2 separate regions of the Homo sapiens genome follow, and region 1 is linked to region 2. A link is an interaction called in ENCODE POLR2A ChIA-PET data of the cell type or tissue named here. Cell type or tissue: OCI-LY7. All regions are shown on one strand. Each heading gives the region's core, and the rest is flanking DNA. Links, peaks and the distances in the headings are about the cores only.

What was found. Peaks named below come from ENCODE experiments on the same cell type or tissue, not always from the same donor. Only the 100,000 strongest peaks of a DNase experiment are listed, where the experiment ranks them.
Region 1: POLR2A ChIA-PET joins it to region 2 with 12 read pairs; 4 of 35 experiments call an interaction of 5 or more read pairs at or near these places.

What each region holds. Positions count from the first base shown.
Region 1 is chr4:76,094,768-76,100,149 of GRCh38, reverse strand. ART3 (ADP-ribosyltransferase 3 (inactive)) reads right to left here. Exons shown (of 12, transcript NM_001130016.3): 4 at 2,474-2,506; 5 at 1,163-1,195. Among named protein-coding and RNA genes, the nearest start is that of ART3, 23 kb to the right of the region's middle. RefSeq lists an enhancer at 4,109-4,610. In OCI-LY7, for the core only: no CTCF peak of the experiment used is centred there; no DNase peak of the experiment used is centred there.
Region 2 is chr4:75,975,744-75,981,125 of GRCh38, reverse strand. SDAD1 (SDA1 domain containing 1) reads left to right here. Exons shown (of 22, transcript NM_018115.4): 4 at 3,370-3,480; 5 at 5,131-5,202; 6 at 5,282-5,382. It overlaps SDAD1-AS1 (SDAD1 antisense RNA 1), which reads right to left and starts at 336. Exons shown (of 3, transcript NR_125906.1): 1 at 161-336. In OCI-LY7, for the core only: no CTCF peak of the experiment used is centred there; no DNase peak of the experiment used is centred there.

The sequences.
Region 1 (5,382 bases), core at 174-5,173, 120 kb before region 2:
TAAGTTGTCGGTCACAGTCTAAATGTACCTTGGCTAATGAGCTGGAACATTCTCTGCCCCTACTATTAAGAAAAGTCATTACAAATAGCTTGTCTACCAGGGATCTCAAGGAGCCGAGAAAATGTCTTTGTTGAAGAGTCAGCTAAAGTCCCTGGGAAGTGATCAGTAGAACCTGTGACTGCAACGGAACAATAAAAAGAAGGGCTGCTAAGCAAGTCTTCAAGGCATAAAGTGCTTCACTTCTATCAGGACAGGAAGTATTTTCCCAAACATGAAATAAATTGCATGTTTTAAAAAGGCTGGAACCTCTTCTCTTTTCAACAAAGAAAAATTTATTGTAGCCACATGAGCCAAACACATGATAAGGAACTTATGTGCAAAGAAATGATTTGGGCCATATATCCTTCAGTGGAAACTTTAAGAGCATCTAATCACCTACATATTTTAGTTAAATCATAGTAAACATCAAGCATCTGCATATTTGAGAGATGCAAACATGCTGAGTTTTGTATTTTTGTCTGAGTATTTGGAGTCACACAGGTTCATTTCAATGACTGAATACAGAGCTATACCTAAGAAGCCCTCATAACTGGTCAAGAATGACTCTAGCTCTTCATTCTCACCACCCGTATTCCCCGGAAAATTTCCATATTGTTCAGATCTCCACGAAGCCAATTCTCTTATTTGAGGAAGGTATATTTCCCTAGAATAGGTTCTTTATTTTTTTCCTCTCATATAGGCCAAGTCACTGCTTTATATCTGCAAATTTTCTTCAGCTAAGAAATACATTTGCTAAACAAGAAAGAGCTATTAAACATCCAGGTAAGGATTATTATTATTAACTTTGGAGACAGAGTTTCACCCTGTCACCCAGGCTGGAGTGCAGTGGGTGCAATCTTGGCTCACTGCAACCTCTGCCTCCCAGACTCAAGTGATCCTCCTGCCTCAGCCTCCCAAGTAGCTGGGACTACAGGTGCACACCACCATGCCTGGCTAAGTTTTGTATTTTTTGTAGAGATGGGGTTCCGCCATGTTGCCCAGGCTGGTCTCAAACTCCTGGGCTCAAGTGATCCACTCACCTCGGCCTTCCAAAGCGCTGGGATTACAGGCGTGAGCCACCATGCCCAACCAAGATTATTTTTAAAAATTAGAACATACTCACCAGGGTTGTAGACATAGATGGGTTGAAAATATTCTGAAATACAGACATGTTTTCATTACATGGTACTATGCTCAGATGTGAATGTCAGGATCAGTCTATTTTTAAATGTTCATTAAAAATAAAGATTGTGTTGGCTTATATTTAAGAAACATAAAAATACAGTTACTATAACAGATATAAAATTTCAATTCAAAGACAAATGGATGTGAATTCACTTTTATTTTTTTGAGACAAGAGTCTTGCTTTGTCGCCCAGGCTGGAGTGCAGTGGCACGATCCCGGCTCACTGCAACCTCTGCCTCCCGGGTTTCAAGCAATTCTCTTGCTTCAGCCGCCCAAGTAGCTAGGATTACAGGCGCCTGCCACCACACCTGGCTAATTTTTGTATTTTTAGTAGAGCCAGTTTCACATGTTGCCCAGGCTGGCCTCAAACTCCTGACCTTAAGCAATCCACCCGCCTCAGCCTCTGGATGTGGATTCATTTAAGTTACATGAAAAAAAAATTCACAGGAAAGCTAGCCAGAAAAACAGCTAGAAACAGAACCTTGCTTTTGAACTTTTTTTCTCTCTCTTCTGATACCTTTGGTATGTTTTTAAACTTTTTAATGAGGAAATCTTCAAAAGGATCCACCCAGAGCATGTCTTAATCCAAAGGCATTTTTGGTATCTTTAATTCAAATTTATTAGGCCTCTTTGATAATGCTGTTCCTTAATACTCTTAGAATTTTCTGTCTGCCTTCCCAAATCTTTCCCATAGTCCTCTAAGAAAGATTTTTTTTTTTTTTTTTGGTCACATCCTCTTATTTTTCCCCGAGGAAGTTAAAATCTACCGCATTACCCTTCTGTCATCCCATTCTCCTCCTTCCTCGACCTATATTCATGCCATTCCTTCATTGGTCTCCCAAATGTTATTTCCTAAGATAACAAAATACAGGAACAGGAGCTAGCTCTTTGCATAGGAGTCAAGTGGGAAATGGCTGAAGATGTAGGGGAATTAAGGAGTCCTTAAACTCCTATAAGGTCAGGCTCAGATGACAGTGGCGTGTTCCCTTCATGCCCAGGCCAATGCAGTGTCTGAGAGAAGAGCCACAGGCAAGTCTTGGGGTGGGGATGAGGGTGGCAGTGGGGACTGGCAGCAAAGGCTCCTAGGCTCTCCACCTGAAAAGGTACTAGCAGTAGTAGCACAATTTAGCCTTGAGAAAATGATGTTTGACAGAACGACAGTACAGTGGTGGGGTAGCTCTGACCCATAGCTATGAGAAGTAACTGATAAAATTCCTATTATAGGGATAAGACTTTAAAGCTATCTTACCTAGGTTCTCAATACAGTTTTCGGTTTTTAGTCCTGAAACACAAAGATAAAGCTTTATTAGTTAGACATAATATACCCTAGTAAATATTTCAATTAATCTATGGCTGTTGGTAACCTAATCTGTCAGCTCCTGGTTTATCAGACTCATAATTAGTAAGATGCAAATTGCAGGCTGGGCATGGTGGCTCATGCCTGTAACCCCAGCATTTCGAAAGGCTGATGCAGGAGGATCGCTTCAGCCCAGGAGTTCAAGACCAGCCTGGGCAACATAGGGAGACCCCATTTCTACAATTTTTTTTTTTAAATTAGCCAGGCATGGTGGCACACACCTGTAGTCCCAGCTACTCAGGAGGGTCAGGTGGGAGGATCGCTTGAGCCCAGGAGGTTGAAGCTGCAGTGAGCTGTGATCATGCTACTACACTCCAGCCTGGGTGACAGAGTGAGACCCTATCTCAATTATTTAAAAAAATTGCAGAACAATTATATTTTAGTATTTATAGTACAGCCACCAAACAGCCATATGACCTCTGACAAAACACCTAAGCTTTCCGGAATTCAGTTTTCTTATCTGTATCTTTTACTAGGAGACTGCTTCAAATGACTTTCAAGGGCCCATCCAGGGCTAATACCTTATCATTCTATTCTATAATTAGTCGGCAAAATTTAGGAGAAAATTTACCTGTCCAATTAATCCTCTCTTCAGATACTAAACGTCCTCAACAGCAAACCTATCCCTCTACTACAACAATTCCTATCCTTTGAAGAAGAAGAATCTCAATCAGACCTTCAACATCCTTTAACATTTGAACAAAGATCCTTCACATTCATATAAAGAAAACGGGTTGGCATGCCCCAGAATATTCATTTGTATATGAGGAAATCCACAATATTTGGAGAACAGAACGTGGCATCTGACAGTACTTTTTGAAAGGCCCTAGATGCTCTCACTGGTGATGCCCTAGAAAAAGTTGTCAGCACTGCAGTGATTCCCCTGAGACTTGACAGAAAGGGGAATCTACCAGCCAACAGCAGTAAGGTAAGAAGGTTAGTGAGACAGTATACAGATTGGGTGCAGTATGAGCCATACGGAAGGCCTACCAGAATGCATAACAAAGGTCTAGATGCCTCGTGGTCTCTACTTCATACCTGGCGAACACACTAATCTAATCTGGAAGTTCAGCTACCTGAGGAGGAGCCTCTTTACCTACAATAGGAGAATCCCTAGAGAGGCCTGGCTCCTAAAAAAGATATATACTTCTATAATCTGCTCTCAAGTCCTGCTCCATTTGTAGTGAGTGTCTGAACCAAAAACCCAGGTGATTTGGTCCACTTTCTACTGGTCCAGGAAATAACAGATGTGTTAGAATCTGGACAGTGCCCTGAGGCTAAACTCAGGCATTTGACTAGACTAGAAATTTAAAAATTGGTTCTAGAGATTATTACAAAATGTTGTCTCAGGGTATGGTGGCTCACACCTGTAATCTCAGCACTTTGGGAGACCAAGGGCGGGTGGATCACCTGAGGTCAGGAGTTAGACACCAGCCTGGCCAACATGGTGAAACCCCGTCTCCACTAAAAATACAAAAATTAGTCCAGCGTGATGGTGCGTGCCTATAATCCCAGCTAGTCGGGAGGCTGAGGCTGGAGAATCACTTGAACATGGGAGGCAGAGTTTGCAGTGAGCCAAGATTGCGCCACTGCACCCCAGCCTGGGTGACAAGAGCAAAACTCTGTCTCAAAAGAAAAAAAAAAATGTTGTCTCAGCAGGAGATGAGTGAGTACAAGCCTCATCCAGAGGGCTTATTTGAGGGTAAGGTGAAGGTGAGGGGAATTGTGGATAAGAAAGCTACAGATGTAAGTTGAAAGGTGCAGCCTGGGGACCAGGCACCAGGGGGATTTTAAAAGCCTTTTGTCTGTAGCACAAGTTAGAGCATGTTTCTCAAAGTGTAGTTTTCCAGCCACATACTTCAGAATCACCTGGGTGCTTATTAAAAAGGCAAATTCCAGGACCATAGCCAGGACTATTATTGCTACATACTTTCTAGAGGGGGATGCCTTGTGATCTGCATTTTAAATAAGCACTCCAAGTGATTTTTATGCACAAAATTTTTGAAGGCCTCCTGAATAGAAAAGAATGGGTATCTTTATTTATTATTATTTTTTCTTTTTGAGATGGAGTCTCGCTCTGTCACCCAGGCTGGAGTGCAGTGGCACGATCTCGGCTCACTGCAACCTCCGCCTCCTGGGTTCAAGCAATTCTCCTGCCTCAGCCTCCTAAGTAGCTGAAATTACAGGCACCCACCACCACATCCAGCTAATTTTTGTATTTTTAATAGAGGCAGGGTTTCACCATGTTGGCGAGGCTGGTCTTGAACTCCTGACCTTGGATGATCCACCTGCCTCATCCTCCTAAAGTGCTGAGATTACAAGCATGAGCCACTGTACTGGCCTCTTTAATGTTTAACACAGAGTCATTTTGTTAAGATTGCATTTCTCCTCCCTATTTAAACTCTGGATTTAATCTTCTGTTTAGCATTTTCAATAGCAGTAATCAAACTATTTTGAGTTTCTAAAGAAATAGCAGGGTTAAAAATGGATAAGAGAATTGGTCCAGAAATAAAAGAAGAGGCATAAATATATAAGGAATGAAAAAGGAAACCTAACAACAGATTCAGCAGATGTAAAAAGATATGAGAATATTATGAACAGCTTTATGCCTACTAATTTGAAATACAAAGGCAAATGGACAAATTCCCAGAAAAATTTAACTTACCAACCCTTAAGTAGTTTAAAATTTTTCCAGAAAGAATATACCAAGATAATTCAATTTTTATAGACAGAGTACCAGAGAGAAAGGAGTGGCACAAACAGAGAACTCCAGAGATCTGCAAAGGGTTTCCCTCAAGTAT
Region 2 (5,382 bases), core at 221-5,220:
TCAGCTACACTGTGATCTTTCTATTCTTCCAGCACACTAACCCTACAGGATGCTCTTTAACCTTTTGAGATGATTTCTTCTAGTCATTCAAATCTCATATGCATGTAGAATCCTAATCACAACTTGTCATTTTTATAATGCCTTAAATTAGTAAACTTACCCATTAGACAGTCAGTTTGAGCATTTCATCATTGTCCTTTTAGTGGTTGGGGTTGAGTCCTGGCTGACATTCCCTTCACGAGGCCGGTGTACCTGTTTGCCCCACTTGTTGTGAATGTCAGCTGCTGGTGGCCCTCAGCTGCCCTTTCTCTGCAACATTGTCCTCAGCTAAATCGGAGTCCTAGTGCCTGGGAGGTGTCCTCCTACCCTAGTAGCCCACAGCCCATTATCATGTGGTACAAAAGCCCAGCCCATTACCTCAGGGTGGCTCTGACTCCAATGCAGGATGTGCTCCAGTGTTTTCCTGTGTTGGGACTAAAGCTAGTCTCCAGTCAAGGGCACATCCTTGCTTTGCTTTGCGTGTCTCTGCACTATCCTCCTTCCTTCACTTCCTTTCTGAGATCATACCCCCAACAAATCACTTGTAATAAATCAGTCTCTGCTTCTAGGGACTAAGACATTTCCAAATTTAATACATCTGCTTTTCAAACCTCTTTACAGCAGATAAGTACGCAAATATGATCACAAAACGTACTAATATCCTATAGCACAACTTGTAGAAATGCCAAGTCTTTAGATGAATATTTGTTTTCTTTTAGACTTTCTCAGGTTTTTTGTATTTCTATCATTTTTATACTACTTTAGGATTTTAGTAATTTGATTAGGCCAAAAAGAAAAAGAATACTGTCTCAGACAAGCCAAGGTTTCAGGCCCTGGGTTGTCAACTGATTGATACTCAGCTGGTACATGGGACCTGGCAGTATAGCCCAAGGGACTCCAAACTTGAACCCCTAGTCTAAAGGCTTTTACCTATGTCATGTTACTCTTGAAGTCCTTGTAGGTCATAGAGATTTGATATTTTGAGTATAGAGACTTAATGGCTTTCCAAGTAATTAGGATTTCTTTAAGTTTTATTTTCCTGGCAGTACCCCACCAAACTGGTCTGTGGGCATTATTAAATTAATATATATGCCAGGTGCACCTGTAGTCCCGGCTTCTTGGGAGGCTGAGGCAGGAGGATTGCTTGAGGTCAGGAGTTTGAGGCTGAGGTGTGGTATGAGCATGCCTGTGAATAGCCACTACACTGCAGCCTAGGCAACATAGCAAGATCCCACCTCTAAATTTTTTTTTAAATGGAAAAAAATGTGTATGTATATTTCTTTATAGTGCTTTATGATGATTAGTAGGTTTTTAAAAAATAATAAAGATTTCCGCCAGGCGCGGTGGCTCACGCCTGTAATCCCAGCACTTTGGGAGGCCGAGGCAGGAGGATCACCTGAGGTCGGGAGTTCGAGACCAGCCTGACCTACATGGAGAAACCCTGTCTCTACTAAAAATACAAAATAAGCCGGGCATGGTGGTGCGTGCCTGTAATCCCAGCTACTTGGGAGGCTCAGTCAGGAGAATTGCTTGAACCTGGGAGGCGGAGGTTGCAGTGAGCCGAGATCGCGCCATTGCACTCCAGCCTCTGTCTCAAAAAAAAAAAATAATAATAATAATAGAGATTTCCTTTACTAGGAGATAAAGGATTGCGTCTGTATAGTTAGCATTGCTCTTTAGAGGAAGCATTGAACACACTGGAAGAAGCTCTTTTTAATTGGTTATTGGGATAACCAACAATTCTTATCAGCCACTGGGCTATCTTTCTACCTGGTGTATTTGCTATTTTTCCAAGACTTTTTGAATCATTCCCAAGATTTTGTTCACTCTGTCCTGCTTACACAGATAGAAACATTGTATTTTTTTTGGAAGAAATAAAATATCCATATATAGTAATTCTTACCTACTTAGTCAAATCAATAAAAGTCAAGTTATATGTATTTCATTGACATTATAACTACCTTTTTATGTACTTTAAAACTTTTTTTTAGTATTATTATTTTAATTACTTTATGTTCAGATTGTCACCACCTTGCCAGGGGAAGCTTCTTAGTCCTTTTAGCAATTTCCCTGAATTTTTTTTTTTTTTTTTTTTTTTTTTTTTCTGAGACAGGGTCTGTCACTCAGCTGCCCAGGCTGGAGTACAGTGGTACGATCTTAGCTCACCGCAGCCTCAAGCTTCTGGGCTCAAGCAGTCCTCCCACCTCAGCGTGCCAAGTAGCTAGGACCACAAGGTGTGTGCCACCACACCCAGCTAATTTTTTTTTTTTTTGTGTAGAGACAAGGTCTCACTACATTGCCCAGGCTGGTCTTGAACTCCTGGCCTCAAGTGATTCTCCCACCTCAGCCTCCCAAAGTGCTGAGATTATGGGTGTGGGCCACCATGCCCAGCCTTGCCCTTGTTTTTGAAAGCATCCTTGAATTCTGGCAGAAATAGTTCCAAATTCATTCTTACCGTTTTTCCTGCCCCAAGACTTGGAATCAACTATTCTTCAAGGATTGTATTTCATCTAATGAAGGGTAACACAAAATTTGGGTGATAGGGCTACATGTAAGAGTTGGTGGTAAGCAAGAGTGCCACAGCTGCTAGGCGCATCAGCTCATGCCTGTAATCCCAGCTACTTAGGAGGCTGAAGTAGGAGCATCATTTGAGAAGTTTCCAGGAGCTTGAAACCAGCCTAGGCAACATAATGAGACTCTATCTCTTAAAAATAGAAAAAAAAAAAAAAATAGCTGGGTACCTACAGTCCTGGCTAATCAGGAGGCTGAAGCAGGATCACTTGAGCTCAAGAGTTCAAGACTAGCCTAGGCAATATAGCGAGACCCGTCTCAAAAAAAAAAAAAAAAAAAGGCGGGGGGCAGGCATGCAACAACTGCTGTTGAGCCATTCTTAGTGCTGATGGTACTTCAGAAGAATGCCTCGTAAGGTCATAAACTCTCATTGATTATTCCAATTTAGTGTATTATGTTGTTATCCCACCTGTCTTTATGGATTCAGGGTTTTGCCGTATGATGACACTACAAAGAGACCTTACTTGACCTCCCTGTGGCCCTCCCTCAGTCACTGTTGATCAATTACATAACCCTGTTTTACTTCCTTCATGACACTTATTTTCTTAGATCCTCCTTTTTATATGCTTACTTGGCTTGTCTGTCCTCCGTTCTGCTCTATCCCCAGTGTAAGCTCCATGAAGGCAGAGACTGACTATTCTGAATCCTACAATAGTGTCTAGTTAGTAAAAGACATTAAGGTCTTGGGACATATACGCTGTATTTTCTCACCTTGTTAACTTTACCATTGTCTTATGGTATGTTTTTTTCCTTCCCGAGACATTTTGCAAAGCTTTGATCTTGCTGAGAAATAAGAATCTCATCAATCCATCAAGCCTGCTAGAACTCTTCTTTGAACTTTTTCGTTGCCATGATAAACTTCTGCGAAAGGTAAAGGGCAAAACAAATATTTCCCTGCATCTTCCTTGAGGCGACATAAAATTTTGTTGTCTCTTGAATTATCGATGCTTTACATTGTTAATAATAACTTTAACAGGAAAAAGCAACCATTGTGTGCATGCTATATGGTGTTAATAGCCATATTTATTGAGTGCATACTTTGTGCCAGGCACCATTCTCAGAGCTTTGTGTATTTACTCATTTACTCACAAAGCCCTATGAGAGAGGGATCCTCATTATTATTATTCTTACTTTGCAGATGAAAGGGCTGAGGTTAAAGAGAGATAGAGTAACTTGCCCACTCTCACACTGCTTCTTAGTGGTGGGATTGGATATAAGCCCAGGCTCTGGTTCCAGAACCCAAGCCTTTTACTACTGCACCATACTGGCTGGCTAAATCAGGACATTGGTACTCACAGCTATAACTGACCCACTCCCCCACAAAAAACTTTTTTGTTGTTATTAACATTTTCCCATGATTTTGCATTTGCTTATATAAGACTAGAAGCTGAAGATTTATGAAAGAAATTTAAGATGGAGAAACTTGGCTGGACACTGTGGCTCACACCTACAATACCAGCATTTTGGGAGGCTGAGGTGGGAGGATCACTTGAGTCCAGGAGTTTGAGACCAGCCTGGGCAACACAGCAAGACCACTGCTGTATTTAAAGAAAAAAAGGAAAGAAAAATTTAAGTTTACATTCATTAATTTAAAATTTTTTTCAAAGTATTAAGAGACTACCACTGTTTGATTTTAGCAATTGTACTTCTTGGTCTAATTTGTGGAATAAAAGTGGTCCATGGGAGCATGGTGTGGGCACCAGTGATATATGCATTCACAGTATTTTCCTGCATGCAGTTAGGTGCTTGGTAAATTGGAGCATTTTTTTTTTAATAACACTTTTATTGAGATATAATTTATGTAAAATTCATCCACTTAAAGTGTACAATTCAGTGTTTTTTAGTGTATTCACAGCGTGGTACAACCATCACTGCAAACAATTTTTGAACATTTTGTCACCCCCAAAAGAAACTCTATTCCAATTAGTAGTTAATCCTGTTCCTCATCCCTTTTAGCTCTAGGTAATCACCAGTCTACTTTGGGTCACTATAGATTTGTGTGTTTTGGAAATTTTATATAAGTGGAATCATAACAATATGTGGTCTTTAGTGACTAGATTCTTTCACTTAGCATAATGTTTCCAAGATTCATTCATGTTGTAGCACGTATCAGTACTTTATTCCTTTTTGTTGCCAAATAATATTCCATTGTATGGATATACCACATTTTGTTTATCCATTCATCAGTTAGTGGAAATTTAAGTTATTTCCACTTTTTGGCCACTATGAATAAGGCTGCTATGAATGTTTGTGTGAACACTGATGTTTTCATTTTCTAGGATATATACCTAGGAGAATTGTGCCGTATTACATTAAACTCCATGTTTAACTTCTTGAGGACAACTTTGCTTTGCTTTGTAGTTGCTTTTTTGTTTGTTTGCTTGGTTTGGGTTTCTTTTGGGATAGAATGAAAAATAGGTAAAATTAAGTCATCCTGTACATTCATACTGTTCTCCAAATTTAGCAAGGTTAAAAATGTTGGTTAGGTTTAATGTATATATTTTTGTTTCTTTTCCTCAGACTTTATACACACATATTGTGACTGATATCAAGAATATAAATGCAAAACACAAGAACAATAAAGTGAATGTAGTAAGTACTCTTCTGTCTTCCATGTTTGCAGCATTGTACCATCAGTGCATTAAGTCTTCTTTCTCCTCCTTTTCTGCAGGTATTGCAAAATTTCATGTACACCATGTTAAGAGATAGCAATGCAACCGCAGCCAAGATGTCTTTAGATGTAATGATTGAACTCTACAGAAGGAACATCTG